Linked DNA regions of Homo sapiens: region 1 is linked to region 2. Evidence: chromatin loops called from intact Hi-C (ENCODE). Cell type or tissue: A673. All regions are shown on one strand. Links, peaks and the distances in the headings refer to the core of each region. The heading gives the core; the rest is flanking DNA.

What was found. Hi-C counts contacts between places; a loop is a spot of excess contacts. Peaks named below come from ENCODE experiments on the same cell type or tissue, not always from the same donor. Only the 100,000 strongest peaks of a DNase experiment are listed, where the experiment ranks them.
Region 1: it touches region 2 in a loop (3-fold over the local background); 29 of 110 quality-filtered maps call a loop at or near these places.

The regions. Positions count from the first base shown.
Region 1 is chr6:87,233,560-87,241,896 of GRCh38, forward strand. All of the region lies in intron 5 of ZNF292 (zinc finger protein 292), which reads left to right. Among named protein-coding and RNA genes, the nearest start is that of ZNF292, 82 kb to the left of the region's middle. In A673, for the core only: CTCF peaks have their summits at 4,475 (motif pointing left) and 7,948; no DNase peak of the experiment used is centred there.
Region 2 is chr6:87,067,455-87,075,791 of GRCh38, forward strand. LOC124901354 (small integral membrane protein 30-like) reads right to left here and starts at 6,135. Exons shown (of 2, transcript XM_047419629.1): 1 at 6,114-6,135; 2 at 1,462-1,616. The coding sequence starts at 6,135. The coding sequence ends at 1,462. In A673, for the core only: no CTCF peak of the experiment used is centred there; no DNase peak of the experiment used is centred there.

The sequences.
Region 1 (8,337 bases), core at 193-8,192, 170 kb after region 2:
TTTAAGTTGAGAAATTAATTTTTAATTAGAATGTCTTTGATTTCCTTTTCTCTTAGATAGCGAAGAGATCATTGTCAATCTTACATTTTTGGTATGTTCTTGAGTGGTGGCAACTTGATTCTAAGTAGCTTTTAGAATTATATGTAAACTGATTGCACCTAGTTTCTGTTTTAAATAATATACATCTTTTAAATGCTTTGGCTAAATTGTGGGAAAGATAGTGGTGGCTTAACAGTTTAGTAAAATATCTATATTTGTCAGCTTTTGGCCTTAACTTCAATCTTGTCTGACTTCAAGATACTTGCACATCTTTTAAACTGGCTAATTTAAGTAACTTTATAGAATTTTTGTGACTTATCTCTGGAAATACTTTGTCATATAAATTCTATATAGAATATATATATGCACATCTATGCTATATATCATTTTGAGTACGTATTTATTTGCCTATTTAATGTAAAACCTTATTTTCTCTCTGAGACATTGTCTTTTCACTTCTAGTTTGGTATAAAGCATAGTATTCACATATTTGTATAGTTTATGACTACAAAATTCTGAGAATGGAATCATGATCCAAATGGGAATTTTGCAATTTTGCATTTTGAGGGACTTACAATTTCAAAAGGAAGTTGGAAACAGGGTAGGAGAATTAGAAGTTGTTGATCAAGAAACAGGGCGTGTATATTTAAAGAATTTAGATAAAACTATACTAGATTGGCTGGGTGCCTGTGGCTCACGCCTGTAATCCCAGCACTTTGGGAGGCCGAGGCGGGCGGATCACGAGGTCAGGAGTTTGAGACCAGCCTGGCCAACGTAGTGAAACTCCTCTCTCTACTAAAAATACCAAAAATTAGCTGGGCATGGTGGCGGGCACCTGTAATCCCAGCTACTTGGTAGGCTGAGGCAGGAGAATCGTTTGAACCTGGGAGGTGGGGGTTGCAGTGAGCCAAGATCATGCCACTGCACTCCAGCCTGGGTGACAGTGTGAGACTCTGTCGCAAAAAAAAAAAAAAATTTTTTTTAAAGAAAACCTATAGTAGGTTGATCAGTGTTCAGTGGGCACTGAATGTGTACGGGTGTCTTATATCTGTAATAACATATCCTTTGACTCCAGAGCAATAGAGAGGAAAACAAAGGGATTGTAGGTAAAACATAAGGATATGTTAAGGGAAAAATTGAGATATAAGACAGAGAAGTAAACTAATAGAGCATGCATGATCCTCTTAGGTATTGTCATCAGTCTCAAAGCAGAATAGCCTCATACAGAAAGCTCAGTGCCACATGAGGTTTGTAATGATGATTGTGTGATTTTTTTTTTCCTTGAGAATAGACAAGTAGGAAGGCAAGTGGTAGGCTTGGACCAAGATAAGAAATAAACCTGTTGGGTTTCTTATGTGAGGATATTGAGGATAGTGGGAAGAGTAATGTCAGACAGTTTGTAGGCTAGATGGAGTGGAACCATGGTCTGTAGCCTAGGATACTATATCACTATTAGTTTGGACTTCAACTAGTCTATAGATTTTTTTCTTTATTATTTATTTTATTACAGGTAATTGGCCTTTTAATTGCTATTATATATGAGAGCAAAATAGAAGACTGACATTTTCTTATTAGTTCCAAATAACTAGATAAGTTAATTTGCAGATGTATAAAATTTATTGAAATCACCTTTGACGTGTTGTAACATTTTTAAAAAAATCATTAGTTATTGTGCTGCTGCTTCTCAGATATTTTTCAGTGCCACGAAAGCTTTTATTATCAGTTCAGTCCCTGCCCTTAAGGTTCATCTGACCTCCCTTCCCCTTCCACAGATTTGTATTAAGTGAATGATTTTTTCTGTATAAGCATTGGGGGGGATTGGGGGAGGTGGGATTTAAAGGTGAATAAGGGGTAGGCCCTTCACTAAAGAAGCGTATCTCCTGTTAGGAAACTGACTATCTAAGCATAGAGTTGTTGGGTTAGCTTTGAAGTTGAAGACTGTGAATCTGTGTCTCAAGTAAAAATCTAGTAAAAAAAAAAAAATCTGTATTTCTAGCTCTCTGAATAATCCAGTCTTGCAATACTGAGCCTAAGTTCCTTCTTGGTTTAATTATCCAGAGTTGAGTAACAACAGTCCAGCCTACTCTGGGAGATGATCAGGAAAATTCTGTGAAGACCCTGGGTACTTCCAGTGTCATATGGAACTATTTCCCTCCCCCCCACTTCTCATGTTAAGCAGGTAGAATTAAGACTTTTCATGTTCATAAGCAGGGTTCACTAAGGTTTATATACTCCATCCCAGGAAAAAAACTAGATCATATAGTGCAGAACAGGACAGATAGATGTTAAGTCTACACTTACATAGCACTACACATATATAGTAACATTACTTTGTTAAAAGTCCCTTGTTACAAAGTAACAACATTACTTTGTTAAAAGTCCTTTTTTGCTTAGAGATGATTGCTCTTTAATGTTTCTGTTATAAACACATTAGAAACTTATTCATTGTTCCATATGAGGTGAGTTAAGATTTATTGTCCCCAACCCAGAGACATTGCCCCCTTTAGAAGAGGTGTGCACCATGTGCTCTCTCACTTGCCCACCCTACTCTTTGTCCACTTCATTAATGTACGTTACTTGCCTGTTTCTTACAAGTATTTGAGGTTTGGTTTTGTTTACGTGTTCCTTAAAGGACAGTGGGAACAGACTTTGTTAGAAGGAGTCAGCAATGGCCTGGATTGGTGGTGATCTTTCTGAGGAAATCTTTGTCCAAGTGAGGCAAGGGATTGACTGTTTCCCAGGACCCTTTCGGTGTGATAGAAATAGCAGCTAGTTGATACCCCATAGGTTGTTTTTTTTTTTTTTTTAAAAAAGAAAAGAAATAGCAGCTAGCCTTGGTAGATGGCAGAGGAATGGGGCTGGGAGAGATTAAGTGTTTATCTGGCCTTTCTGGAAGGAATGAACTTTGGTCTGGATTCTTGGTATAGTAGTAAAAAATTAAGTTAGCAGTGTCTAGTTTAGATCCAATATTTCTATTTGTTTTATCATTAAAATATAGAAGTTTAAAAACTAAAACTTTCTATCTTGTATCTCTGTAGCTGTCTCATTTCCCTAATTAATACTCCACTAGGTAATTATTATTAAGATTAAAATTTGATATATAATCTTTCTGACATTCTTCTATGCACATACATGCATTTTTAATACTTAAAATCGCATACACACTCCCTGGTTGCCGGTCCCTTTTCCCTCTATTATTGTGGACATGTTTCCATATCATTTCATATAGATCAACCTTATTCTTTCTCATGGCTACATAATTCCATAGTATGCATTTGTAATATCTTTAACCAGATTGGTAGACACTTACTTATATTGTTGCCTTTTACATACATCCGTGTATCCTTGTGGGGAGTATACTGGTAGGGTAAATTTCTGGAAGTGAAATTGCTGGATCAAAGAATCAACACATTTTAAATTGATAGGTTCAAACTATCCTCCAGAAAAGATTATGGCAATTTATGTTTCCAAAAACAGTGTGAAATATCTTCTTAGAGATTATTAGTCTTAAATATTTGCTAGCCCAAGAGTTAATTTTGATTAACTCTTGATTTTATATTTTCTTAGTTATGACAGGTTTAACATTTATTTTCTATATGGAAAGCAATATTATTTTGATAAGCAAATCAATTTTTTAAACTGTTTGTTTGTTTGTTTTTTTGGAGACAGAGTAAGCTTGCTCTGTTGCCCAGGCTGGAGTGCAGTGGTGTGATCTCAGCTCATGGTACCTCTGCCTCCGGGGTTCAATTAATTTTGCCTCAGCCTCCCAAGTAGCTGGGACTACAGGTGCACGCCGCCATGCCTGGCTAATTTTTTGTATTTTAGTTGAGACAGGGTTTCACTGTGTTGCTCAGGCTGGTCTCAAGCTCCTGAGCTCAGACAATCCTCCTGTCTTGGCCTCCCAAAGTGCTAGGATTACACACGTGAGCCACCGCACCCAACTGAAACTGTTTTTGAAATGTGATTACAGCCAATACTTTTTAAAAGTATACTTCGTAAATTCATATAAAATATTGATAGTGTTCTATATTTTTTGAATAGTTGGCATAAAGAGCCATTTTAAAACATACAAATTATTATTTACATCTTTGAAATAATTGTTATGCTTTACAAAGGGACTTTATTCAGCATAATGTGTCTTTAGCAAACAGATCATTCTAATTGGTTTTAAATATTTTATTAAGAGTTCTAAATTTTCTGGTATTTAAATTTTTGCTCATTTGTCAGAGCAATAGAGAATAGTCCCTATATAGGTAATATACTGGTAATCTCTGAATTTTGCTTCTTTGGATTTTTAAATCTTGTTCATTGGTGGCTATGTTTCACTTTTCATGATTTTAATTAGTAATTTACTACTTTGTATATGACTTCCTTATTCCTGCATTCTATTTAATGTCATATTTTTTCAAGACAGCCATCTAGTGGCAAATAAGAGAAATGAAGGATCCCAAGTACACCATGAAAATTGTTTCATTAGTATGCCTATGAGAAATGAAGTTTGCTGTGTTACTGAATGTAGCAGATGTTTCAGTTGGTATGTTGCATGTATATGAAAAAATACACATAGGCAATCACAAATTTATATTTTTAAATATTAAGAGTAAGCTGGGCGGGTGCAGTGGCTCACACCTTAATTCCAGCACTTTGGGACACCAAAGTGGGTGTATCACCTGAGGTCAGGAGTTTGAGACCAGCCTGGGCAACATGGTGAAACCCCGTCTCTACGAAAATATAAAAATTAGCCAGTCGTGGTGGCACTAGCCTGTAATCCCAGCTACTCAGGAGGCTGAGGCATGAGAATCGCTTCATCCTGGGAGGTGGAGGTTGCGGTGAGTCGAGATCGCACCATTGCACTCCAGCCTGGGTGATTGAGCGAGTCTCCATCTCAAAAAAAAAAAAAAAGTAAGCTAATGATAGTAATAACATTGGGGAAGTAAATTTCTTGCCTTATACATAATAGATAAATTTGGTACCATATGAGCACTCAGCAAGAGTGCCTTAGGTTTTATTTTTTTGGTTTTTTTTTTTCAGTAAGTATTTATTTTTTTTATTTTTTTATTTTTTTATTTCTTTTTGGTTTTGATTTATATATTTTTTTTTTAATTGATCATTCTTGGGTGTTTCTCGCAGAGGGGCATTTGGCAGGGTCATAGGACAATAGTGGAGGGAAGGTCAGCAGATAAACAAGTGAACAAAGGTCTCTGGTTTTCCTAGGCAGAGGACCCTGGGGCCTTCCGCAGTGTTTGTGTCCCTGGATACTTGAGATTAGGGAGTGGTGATGACTCTTAACGAGCATGCTGCCTTCAAGCATCTGTTTAACAAAGCACATCTTGCACCGCCCTTAATCCATTTAACCCTGAGTGGACACAGCACATGTTTCAGAGAGCACCAGGTTGGGGGTAAGGTCATAGATCAACAGCATCCCAAGGCAGAAGAATTTTTCTTAGTACGGAACAAAATAGAGTCTCCTATGTCTACTTCTTTCTACACAGACACAGCAACAATCTGATTTCTCTATCTTTTCCCCACATTTCCCCCTTTTCTATTCGACAAAACCGCCATCGTCATCATGGCCCGTTCTCAATGAGCTGTTGGGTACACCTCCCAGACGGGGTGGCGGCCGGGCAGAGGGGCTCCTCAATTCCCAGAAGGGGCGGCCGGGCAAAGGCACCCCTCACCTCCCGGACGGGGCGCCAGCTGGGCAGAGGCGCCCCCCCACCTCCTGGACGGGGCGGCTGGCCAGGCGGGGGCTGCCCCCCACCTCCCTCCCTGACGGGGCGGCTGGCGGGCCGGGGGCTGGCCCCCACCTCCCTCCCAGACGGGGTGGCTGGCCGGGCGGGGGCTGCCCCCCACCTACCTCCCGGATGGGGCGGCTGGCCGGGCGGGGGCTGCCCCCCACCTCCCTCCCTGATGGGGCGGCTGGCCGGGCGGGGGCTGCCCCCCACCTCCCGGACAGGGCGGCTGCCGGGCGGAGACGCTCCTCACTTCCCAGACGGGGCGGCTGCTGGACGGAGGGGCTCCTCACTTCTCAGACGGGGCGGCTGCCGGGCGGAGGGGCTCCTCACTTCTCAGACGGGGCGGCTGCCGGGCGGAGGGGCTCCTCACCTCCCAGACGGGGTCGCGGCTGGGCAGAGGCGCTCCTCACATCCCAGATGGGGCGGTGGGGCAGAGGCGCTCCCCACATCTCAGACAATGGGCAGCCGAGCAGAGACGCTCCTCACTTCCTAGACGGGATGGCGGCCGGGAAGAGGCGCTCCTCACTTCCCAGACTGGGCAGCCGGGCAGAGAGGCTCCTCACATCCCAGACGATGGGTGGCCAGGCAGAGACGCTCCTCACTTCCCAGACGGGGTGGCGGCCGGGCAGAGGCTGCAGTCTCAGCACTTTGGGAGGCCAAGGCAGGCGGCTGGGAGGTGGAGGTTGTAGCGAGCCGAGATCAGACCACTGCACTCCAGCCTGGGCAACATTGAGCACTGAGTGAACGAGACTCCATCTGCAATCCCGGCACCTCGGGAGGCCAAGGCTGGCAGATCACTCGCGGTTAGGAGCTGGAGACCAGCCCGGCCAACACAGCGAAACCCCGTCTCCACCAAAAAAATATGAAAACCAGTCAGGCGTGGCGGCATGCGCCTGCAATCTCAGGCACTCAGCAGGCTGAGGCAGGAGAATCAGGCAGGGAGGTTGCAGTGAGCAGAGATGGTGGCAGTACAGTCCAGCTTCAGCTCGGCATCAGAGGGAGACCGTGGAAAGAGAGGGAGAGGGAGACCCGTGGCGGTGGGTGGGGGAGGGGGAGGGGGTTTTATTTTTTATTTGATTCTGTTTTTTAATTTTTTATTTTTTCTTCAGACAGAGTTTTGCTCTTGTTGCCCAGCCTGGAGTGCAGTGGCACCATCTCAGCTCGCTGCAACCTCCACCTCCCAGGTTCAAGCAATTCTCCTGCCTCAGCTTCCAAGTAGCTGGGATTACAGGCACCTGCTACCATGCCTGGCTAATTTTGTATTTTTAGTAGAGACAGGGTTTCACTATGTTGGTCAGGCTGGTCTCGAACTCCTGACCTCACGTGATCCACCCCATTGGCTTCCCAAAGTGCTGGAATTTCAGGCGTGAGCCACCGGGCCCAGCCTAAGAGTGGCTTAGGTTTTAGAAGAACAACAAAAATGATAAGATTAAAAATAAATGAGACTTTCAAGAAATACGGATTTTTATTAAACCCGAACAAGTAAAAATCTGTATTTAGCAGCATATGAATATATGGCCTTAGTATTCCTGTGCAGGTGGAATTCTGGAAAGATCACAGACTATGAAGCTAAACTTAGGTTGACATCTTGACTTTGCCACTAAGTGCATAACTTTGAGCAAAGAACTTAACGCTTAGGCCTTCTTTCTTTAAAAGAAGTATTAGCATTGGCTGAGCACCGTGGCTCATGCCTGTAATCCCAGCACTTTGGGAGGCCGAGGCAGGTGGATCACGAGGTCAGGAGATCGAGACCATCCTGGTTAACACAGTGAAACCCCATCTCTACTAAAAATACAAAACATTAGCTGGGCGTGGTGGCACGCACCTGTAGTCTCAGCTACTCAGGAGGCTAAGGCAGGAGAGTCGCTTGAACCTGGGAGGCGGAGGTTGCAGTGAGCTGAGATGGCACCACTGTGCCCCAGCCTGAGCAACAGAGCAAGACTCCGTCTCATAAATAAATAAATAAATAAATATATAAAATAAAGTGGTGGCATCTACCAGGCAGCATTGCATGAGTGTCACAGGGTAATTGTTTAACGTAATTTTGAATAAAATATATTGTGATGAAGTGGAAAGAGCTTGGATTTTTTTTTTTTTTTTTTTTTTGAGACCGAGTGCTGCTGTGTCACCCAGGCTGGAATGCAGTGGTGCGATTTTGTCTCACTGCTGCCACCTCCCAGATGTAAGCGGTTTTCCCACCTCAACCTCCCCAGTAGCTGGAACTACAGGCATGCATCACCATGTCCAGCTAGTTTTTGTATGTTTTAGTAGAGATGGGATTTCACCATGTTGGCCAGGCTGGTCTCAAACTCCTGACCTCAGGTGATCCACCCACCTTGGCCTTCCAAAGTGTTTGGATTACAGGCGTGAGCCACCGTGTCCGGCCAGAGCTTGGATCTTTAATGTCAGCCAGACATGATTGGATTTGTGGCTTAACCACTTAACTAGCACATTCATACAGGTGGTCCCCCAATTTATGATCGTTCAGCTTACTATTTTTCAGCTCTACAACGGTGCGAAAGTGGTACACATTCAGTAAGTTTCTGGACGTATGAGGGGGTTA
Region 2 (8,337 bases), core at 173-8,172:
AATTGAGTTATAACGAAATAGCTAACACTAAAGCAGTACTTATTATATGTGAATGCTGAGTATTTCACATCTTCACCCCTTTTAATACAACAGCCCTTTGAGGGAGAGGGAGGAATTATTATCATCTCCATTTTGCAGGCATGGAAAAAAAGCCTCAGCAAAGTTAAGTAACTTGTGCAATGATACTCAGCTAGGAAATGGCAATACCTACCTCAGCTGCCTTTCTGCACCGAAACTCATTCTCTTCCTTTCCCATCAGCATATTTCACTGAAGTCTCAGGATGTCCTAGTTAAAAACAAACTCAGTCAGAGAGAAGATATGCCGGTTATGACCTACCTTACTCCCGACCCATTACCCCCTAGGTCCCACCCAGCAGCATTGTGATCTGAGGAAAAAGGAAGGCAATGCTCTAGCTTCCCAAGGGGAGGTTTCACCCAAAATAGGCTTAGCATCCCCTCTCCTCCCAGCAGAGAAGCTCAGCAAAAAGTCTGGATTCTACTATCGCTCTCCAGTTCCATCCCTTGGCAGTCACTGAAGAGCACCTCTGGCAGTCACTTAAGAGCACCCCAAATCTTACCACCTGTGAGAGCTTGGGCAGGTGACTTAAACTCCCTTGTGTTTTTAAACCTGTGAAATACAAATAAGAATACCTTCCTCACAGGTTTCTATGGGAATTAAATAAGTTAAAGTATAGAATGCTTTTGATAGTGCCTGGCACTCTCTACAAGCTAACACGTTGACCATTCCCATTATCACTGATGCAATATCGTCGGCTTTGCACCCCACCCTTTTTTTCTTTTACAACATAATGGGTTTATATTTAATATAGTATTTCTCATCAGGAGGATGTTACTCAGTTGATATAAAGTGCTTTTTTAACGTTAAATCTTTTCCATGTCAATGTCTATAGTGTTTTTTTACATTAAATCTTTCCTGCATTTCAGTATTAGATACACTGAATACATTTTTCTAAATGTTTTTTCCCCAGAGATAAAAGTTTCCCTTTTTGGCTATTTGATATCTAAATACAATATTAACTTGGAAGATAACAAAACAAAAATCAAATCAAAATATGGAGAAAAGACTCCTCAATGATTCAAGAAGTAGTGATTATAACTGAATACTGGTGATTTTCTAGGATTCTGGGCAAGAACTTCCTTCTTCCTATTTCACGTGCTTTGAGAATTCTAAAACTATGAAATATTACTTATGTAAATTTCAGCCATCTTACTTCCTTGACCTTCTTTCTAACCAGCAAATACAAATTATAGGCTGCATTTTTCTGTGCATTATTTGTTGTAAAGAAAACTCTTTTTTTTTTGTTCCCATTTCATGGAAACAATGAAAAATGTAAAACTCCCCTATTTACTGATTCCTGGAAACTTTCACCAAAGCTCAGGTTTAGCCTCAATAGCACAAAGCCTTTCAGGGTGAGGCTTGATTCAGTAGGCCCTTCAAAGTCACATCTGTCCATTTCTCTTTCGTGCATATACCCCCAAGCAAGCAAGAATGTCTGTAACGCTGAGAACCACACCTAACAAGAGAGTGATTGCATCACCGGCTTCTACTGCTTCACCCAGGCAGCACCAAAATAGTGACATGAGGACTAAGGCAACTGTGCTGAAATTCAGATCATGATGTTGGAATCTTGAGGGCTGAAGGTTCCAAAGAAATGGTATATATAGAATTCTATCTGACTTGAAATTTTTCCTTCCTGGAGCTCCAGGTGCTGAGACTAAGAGGTTCCATGTGACACTGCCTTCCAGGAGGCAGCCATTACAGAAACCCACTTTGCACCCCCTTTTGTAATCACAACCTTCTTATCTCCCCCCTTCTCCACACATGACCACTGTCTGCCATGAAAGTATCCTCACCTCCATGTCCTTTCCGTCCAACGAACCTTGCTCCTGGCAACAGACTACTGCTACTTAAGCGCCACTAGGATTATGATACTCTCCATGCTTAAAAAAAATAATGAGGCTGGAGTGGTGCCTCATGCCTGTAATACCAGCACTTTGGGAGGCCGAGGTGGGTGGATCACCAGAGGTCAGGAGGTCGAGACCAGCACAGCCAAAATGGCAAAACCCTGTCTCTACTAAAAACACAAAAAAAAATTAGCCGGGCATGGTGGCGGGCTCCTGTAATCCCAGCTACTCGGGAGGCTGAGGCAAGGAAAACCGCTTGAACCAGGGAGGCAGAGGTTGCAATGAGTGGGGATCACACCACTGTACTCCAGCCTGGGCGACAGAGCGAGACTCTGTCTTAAATAAATAAATAAATAAATAAACAAATAAATAAATAAATCGTGGCTAGATGCTGAAAATATCTAAAAGCTGAAAGTTCTAGATCATTAGTCCAATATCCAGTGCTTTCCACAGTCTGCTCCCAACCTATCTTTTTTTTGTGTGTGTAAATTATTTTATTTCTTCCATGATGATTTAGAGGGACTATCTTCAAACCAGTACAAATATTTCATAAATAATACCTAGCCAATTTCTAACCAATTGAGTAATTTGTTGCCACCTCACATCTTTTAGCAAGAAATATATTCAATTTGAATAGTAAAGACATTACACAATGAATAAGGACAGAATGAAAATTTGCTTTAAATATTTCTTTGGGAAAGGAGACATCACACTTCTACTCAATGAAGAGAAACATTTTTACAGTCCAGAGGTCTTTTATTTTTCTTAACCCCTATTATGCCATGAATCCAAAGGGGACAGCTTCCAGCAGCTCAGGCTCCTTCCCATTGGTTCTCACAAAGTGTGCTTCTCTGGGTGGAGCAAGCTGGCACTTCAGTTGAACCCAGGTGCCTTTCTCTTTGGCTTCCTTCTTTTTCTGATCATTTTCCTCCACGCGTTTCAGGAAGCTATTTCAGTTCTTAGAGTGCTTAATGTGCTCAATATGCACATTAATTCTCTTGGCAAGAATCTTGCCCTTAACTTGTGTGTTTACAGCAATGCTAACAGCATGCTGGGGAACACTGTAGACTCTTCCAGCTTTGGGAACACTTGTGGGGCATTTCTCCCAACCTATCTTTCCAGGCTTTTCACTGACTTCTCCCAGGTCTTGCTTTATTCCAATCTTCCTGCATATCCATTCCATGCCCTTGTACATACCATTCCACTTGTCTGTATGCTCACCTCCATCTGTCAAAAGTTGACTTATCACTTCACACCTAGGTCAAATTCTCCTTTCCCTCAGCCTGAAGTCACTATTTTGAGTAGGAATCTCCACAGCTTTCTTTTTTGACCACTCATTTATTTATCTGTACATATTCACTCATTTTGTTATTCTACCCTTGTTTTTATGTCCTTTTCCTCAGGTAGATCATAAGCAGATTGAAGGCAGGGATTGTTGAAAGGTGTATATTAATTTCTGTTGCTAAAGGTCCTGGACTGGCATAAAGGCTCTGAAAGGATTATTCACCAGAGCAAAGCTGGAGAGAACTCCTCCCCCAGCCTAGCAGATCTTTGTAACTGTAGTCCTGAGGGTGTGGAAGCTTAAGCAGTTTCTAAGAAGATAAGTGTGAGATACTCAGTCCTTCTGGACTTCCTGAGGTCGTAAAGTATCGTTGGAGTTGCCAAAAGGTGAAAGTAGAAGCCAGACTGGCACCAAGCACCACCAGGTCAATTTTTCCTTCAGGCTCTGGTCAACAAAACATCCCAACAACCTCTTTTTTTGTTTATTTTTGTTTTTCAAGACAGGGTCTCACTTTGTCACCCAGGCTTGAGTGCAGTGGTGTGAACATGGGTCATTGCAGCCTCAACCTCCTGGGCTCAAGCAATCCTCCCACCTCAGCCCTGACAGTAGCTGGAACTATAGGTGTACACCACCAGCCCAGCTAATTTTTGTATTTTTTGTAGAAATAGGGTTTCTCCCTGTTGCCCAGGCTGGTCTCGAACTCCTAGGCTCAAGCAATCCAGGTACCTCAACCTCCCAAAGTGCTGGGATTACAGGTGCGAGCCACCATGCCCTCCTCACTCCAGCCACTTCTAAGGATATAACGGAGACTGCTATTACCAAGAAATATTAACAATGATCAAGAAAGGACATACAGCACATTTGTAAAATAGTTTTAACATTTCTGAATAAATAGCTATTCTCTAATTAAGCATCAAAGAACTCTGGCCAAAAAGTCTGTGAAATAAATTGTATACTTGCTCCCATCCATGCCTCTCCCCACAAGTTTGACTTTGATCTTCCAAACACAGATCATTTTGAAGAAAACATAGCAAGGGAGCCCCTGTCTTGGGATGTTTTTTGATACTTCTTAATGCCTGCCCTGGTCAAGTCTGGGCAGGCTATACTGCAATCTCAGTGGCTCAATAGAACAGAGGTTAATTTTTCACTCACACTACGTGTCCATTGCAGGTGGGGAGCCCTGCTGCATGTAGTCCCTTGGGGACCCAGGTTCATGGAGGCGCTATTAGCTGAACATCCTCAGTGCCTATGGGAGGCAAAGAGAACTCATACCAGCCCAGAAGTGACAAGTCACTTTCACTCACAGCTCATTGGCCAAAAGTGGTCACACAGTTCTACCTATCTGTAAGAAGGGAAATGTACATGAACCTCTTGGTGAGAGCATTCCTGAATTTATCCAAAACGTCTTAGACACACTGCCCTGCGTTTCTCCTCTAATGGATACTGGCATCTATTGCTTCTATAAAAGGTGTAGGAAACTCAATAATGTACTTACATTTAAGTCAACACATGGAGAGAATAGATAGTCCAAGCAAATGACTTCAGTATGTTTAATTCCTGGATCAGGAAATTAAATTCTTTCAGAGCCACATTAACATCTATCACTCTGATTTAAAACTGTCATCTAGGCTTTCTTTGATACTTCTGATTAATGGAATGATTATGGCATAAGACTAAGTAGAACACCTTCTCTTTATTTTGAGTAAAGAATACACAGACAATAAACACTTGAATTTGTTTGGCAAAGAGAAAGATTAAAGACAACATTTTCATTGTGCTGTAGCTTCATGGAGTTGTTTTTTGTGCTGGTGATGATTTTTATTGCCTTTGTCCTATAGAAAAGATTGTACACTGATAAGAACCCCATAACCAGCTTCCCTCACATAAAAATGTGAAGTGACATAACAAATAAATCTATCAGGAAATTCCTCTAATTTAAGTAAAGGCAAAACTCCAGGGACTAAAGACAATAATCATCGTTGCTTCTTTTTGCTGATGCTTAGTTCAAGATGTTTATTCAAGAGAGTTAAAGGGAAAAGAAATGCAAAATACAGGATTTTCAGGCAGTGCTTCAAAATTAAGACCTTAGGGAAAGCAGTTTCAAAAGCAAAAATAGATGCCACCAGTCCCCATTCTTATTTGAGATCTTATGCCAAATTAAATAGGGCTTTGATAATCATCTGGCACAGCAGTTCTCAATCAGTGATGCACATTAGAAACAACTGTGGAGTTTTAAAGTATACATAAACTTGGGCTCAAGCACTGGGATTCTAATTCACTGGGTCTAAGGTTCAGCACAACATCTGTCATGTTTAAAGTCTTGGATAAGTATATGATTTTTTTTTAATTAGGAAGCACATATCTAAAGGTAAGACCTCTCTGTTCCCTAAAGGAACAAGAAATCCTGCCTTCTATTCTCCGATTGAATTTGGAATCACTAATGTAGCCTCCATTTATCCATATGGGAAAAATGAATCAGGCCACCAAGTTCCCACCACCACAGAAAGAGTCACTATCAGAGCTGAAATGGCATCAAGGATTTTCTTTTTCTTTCTTTTCCTTTTTTTTTTTTTTTTTTTTTGAGACAGAGTCTCACTCACTCTGTAGCCCATGCTGGAGTGTAATCACAGTAGTGTAATCACAGTTCACTCCAACCTCCGCCTCCCTCCTCAGCCTCCTGAGTAGCTGGGACTACAGGCACATGCCACCATTCCTGGATAACTTTTGTACCTTTTTTTGTAGAGATGGGGTTTCATCATGTTGCCCAGACTGGTCTCGAACTCCTGGGCTCAAGTGATCCAGCTGCCTTGGCCTCCCAAAGTGGGATTTTCTTAACCAGTAATTGGTCCCCATTATTTGCAGCCAAGTATAATTATAATCATTAAATCCTGCTTATCAAAGTTACTTTTAGAACTATTTATGGTCATTATCTGGCTATGAACAGACTGTCAGTGTGTTCCTGGACCAAACTGAGGGTCGGGCTGCTATTTTTCGCAGCCCAATAACAAGATGCAGATGAACTGGGGAGGAAGAGAGTTTTTATTTCTGTGACCGATTACAGGGAGAAGGCCTGGAAATTATCATCAGACCAACTCAAAATTACAAAGTTTCCCAGAGCTGATATACCTTCTAAGCTATATGTCTACATGTAAGTATGCATTCATCTAAAGACATACGTGATTAACTTATTGTAATCTATAACTAAGGTCTGAGTCCTGAAGACCTTTCTCTGGAGCCTCAGTAAATTTACTTAATCTAAATGGGTCCAGGTGCTGGGGTGATTACCCTTATCTTGCCTCCTGCTAAATCACAGAGGTTTGAGGAGTTCCTTCAGATCCCCAATAAACTTGTTTGTGGAGGCCTGGGGAGTTTCTTCAGACCCACAATAAAACTTGTTTAACCCTAAATGGGTCCTAGTAAGAATTCCTTCATTATTTGGTCATGCTTTAAGGCCCAGGAAAGGCCTACGCAAAACTCTTCATGGGCGTTTGTTACATCCCAGCCTTTGTATAAGGGCGCTGGCTTTTAATATTTAACTTAACCACTCAGTCAGTGCTGAAACAGCTGTTAGTGAGGCCTGGCCTGCCACAAGTGTGAGGCAGTAGAACAGTGGCATTTCCTTTCTCTTTGTAGATGGGATAAAAGCTATGTGAAAATCCTATGTAATGTACCTCTGCCTGCCCTCACACATTCAAGCCACACCAGCTGGCTTTTTCTCACTCAGCATGTCAAGTGGCCTCTAGATGGGTTGGGCCTAAACAGACAGGAACATGGCCCCTGGCATGGAGCAGGCACTGGGGTGGGGACCCAGCTGGGGCCTGGGAGCAGTCCAATCTGGCTGGAAGAACATGTCCTCTACTCAGGGGAGGCTGGTCAGCATTAGGGAAGTCCACCATGGAGTAACAATGAATGGAGTCACATGGTCACCAAGAATTCAGAGGCGGTTGAAATCTGGAAATCCACCAAGAGCTAGACTTTCTTCATCTGGAAAGGCATTGAATTAGGCCCTATGCCTGCTTCTGAGTCTTCTTGAAACTAAGTAAAAGGGCAAAAAGCTGATTTGCACAAGATTCATTTTCTGCTCTAATAAGCATAGAAAATTATGTTAGATAAATGTTTAATGAGACTGAAAGTCAAGGAAGAATATGTCACAGGGGACTCTGATTAAGGAACATATAAGTAGCTTAATTGACTTTCTTTACTGATTTTTAAAAAATAAAAAAAGGGCCGGGTGCGGTGACTCACGCCTGTAATCCCAGCACTTTGGGAGTCGAAGGCAGGGGGGTCAAGAAATCGAGACCATCCTGGCCAAAATGGTGAAACCCCGTCTTCACTAAAAATACAAAAATTAGCTGGGCGTGGTGGCACGGGCCTGCAGTCCCAGCTACTCGGGAGGCTGAGCCAGGAGAATCACTTGAACCCAGGAGGCAGAGGTTGCAGTGAGCCAAGATCACGCCACTGCACTCCAGCCTGGCAACAGAGCGAGACTCCATTTCAAAAAAAATAGTAGTAACAGAGATAATTATTTTACTAACCTCCTTACATAGATTGACAGCAAAACTTTCCTTAGAGTGGCACACCAGCCCCTTTGTCACCTGGGTCTCACATCTTGATTTAGCCATGACTCCCACAGTTCCCAGCCCACAGCACTGAACCCCTGTGCAGAGTCCTAGACTACTTCCTCCCTCACTCCATGCCTCTGAGCTGTTCCATCTCACTGGAATGTCCTTGGTTCTCCTTTTCAACCTTGTGAAATCATGTGAACGGTCAAAGCCCAGCGTAGACATTTCCACTTCCATAAAGTGGTCCCTGTCCCAACCTCCTACTGCAGGGAGAGCTGATTCCCCCATCTCTGCACTTTATACCTGTACACCTCAGGGCTTTCTCATGGGCAGCCAAGATTGAGAATCATTGTCTTAGAACTAGCATCTATCAAGCCGGGGATGGTGGCTCACACCTATAATCCCAGCACTTTAGGAGTCCAAGGTGGGTGGATCGCCTCAAATTCAGGGGCTCAAGATCAGCTTGGACAACATGGCAAAACACCTCTCTACAAAAAATGCAATTAGCCAAGCATGGTAGGTCTCAGCTATTCAGGAGGCTGAAGTAGGAGGACGGCTTGAGCCTGG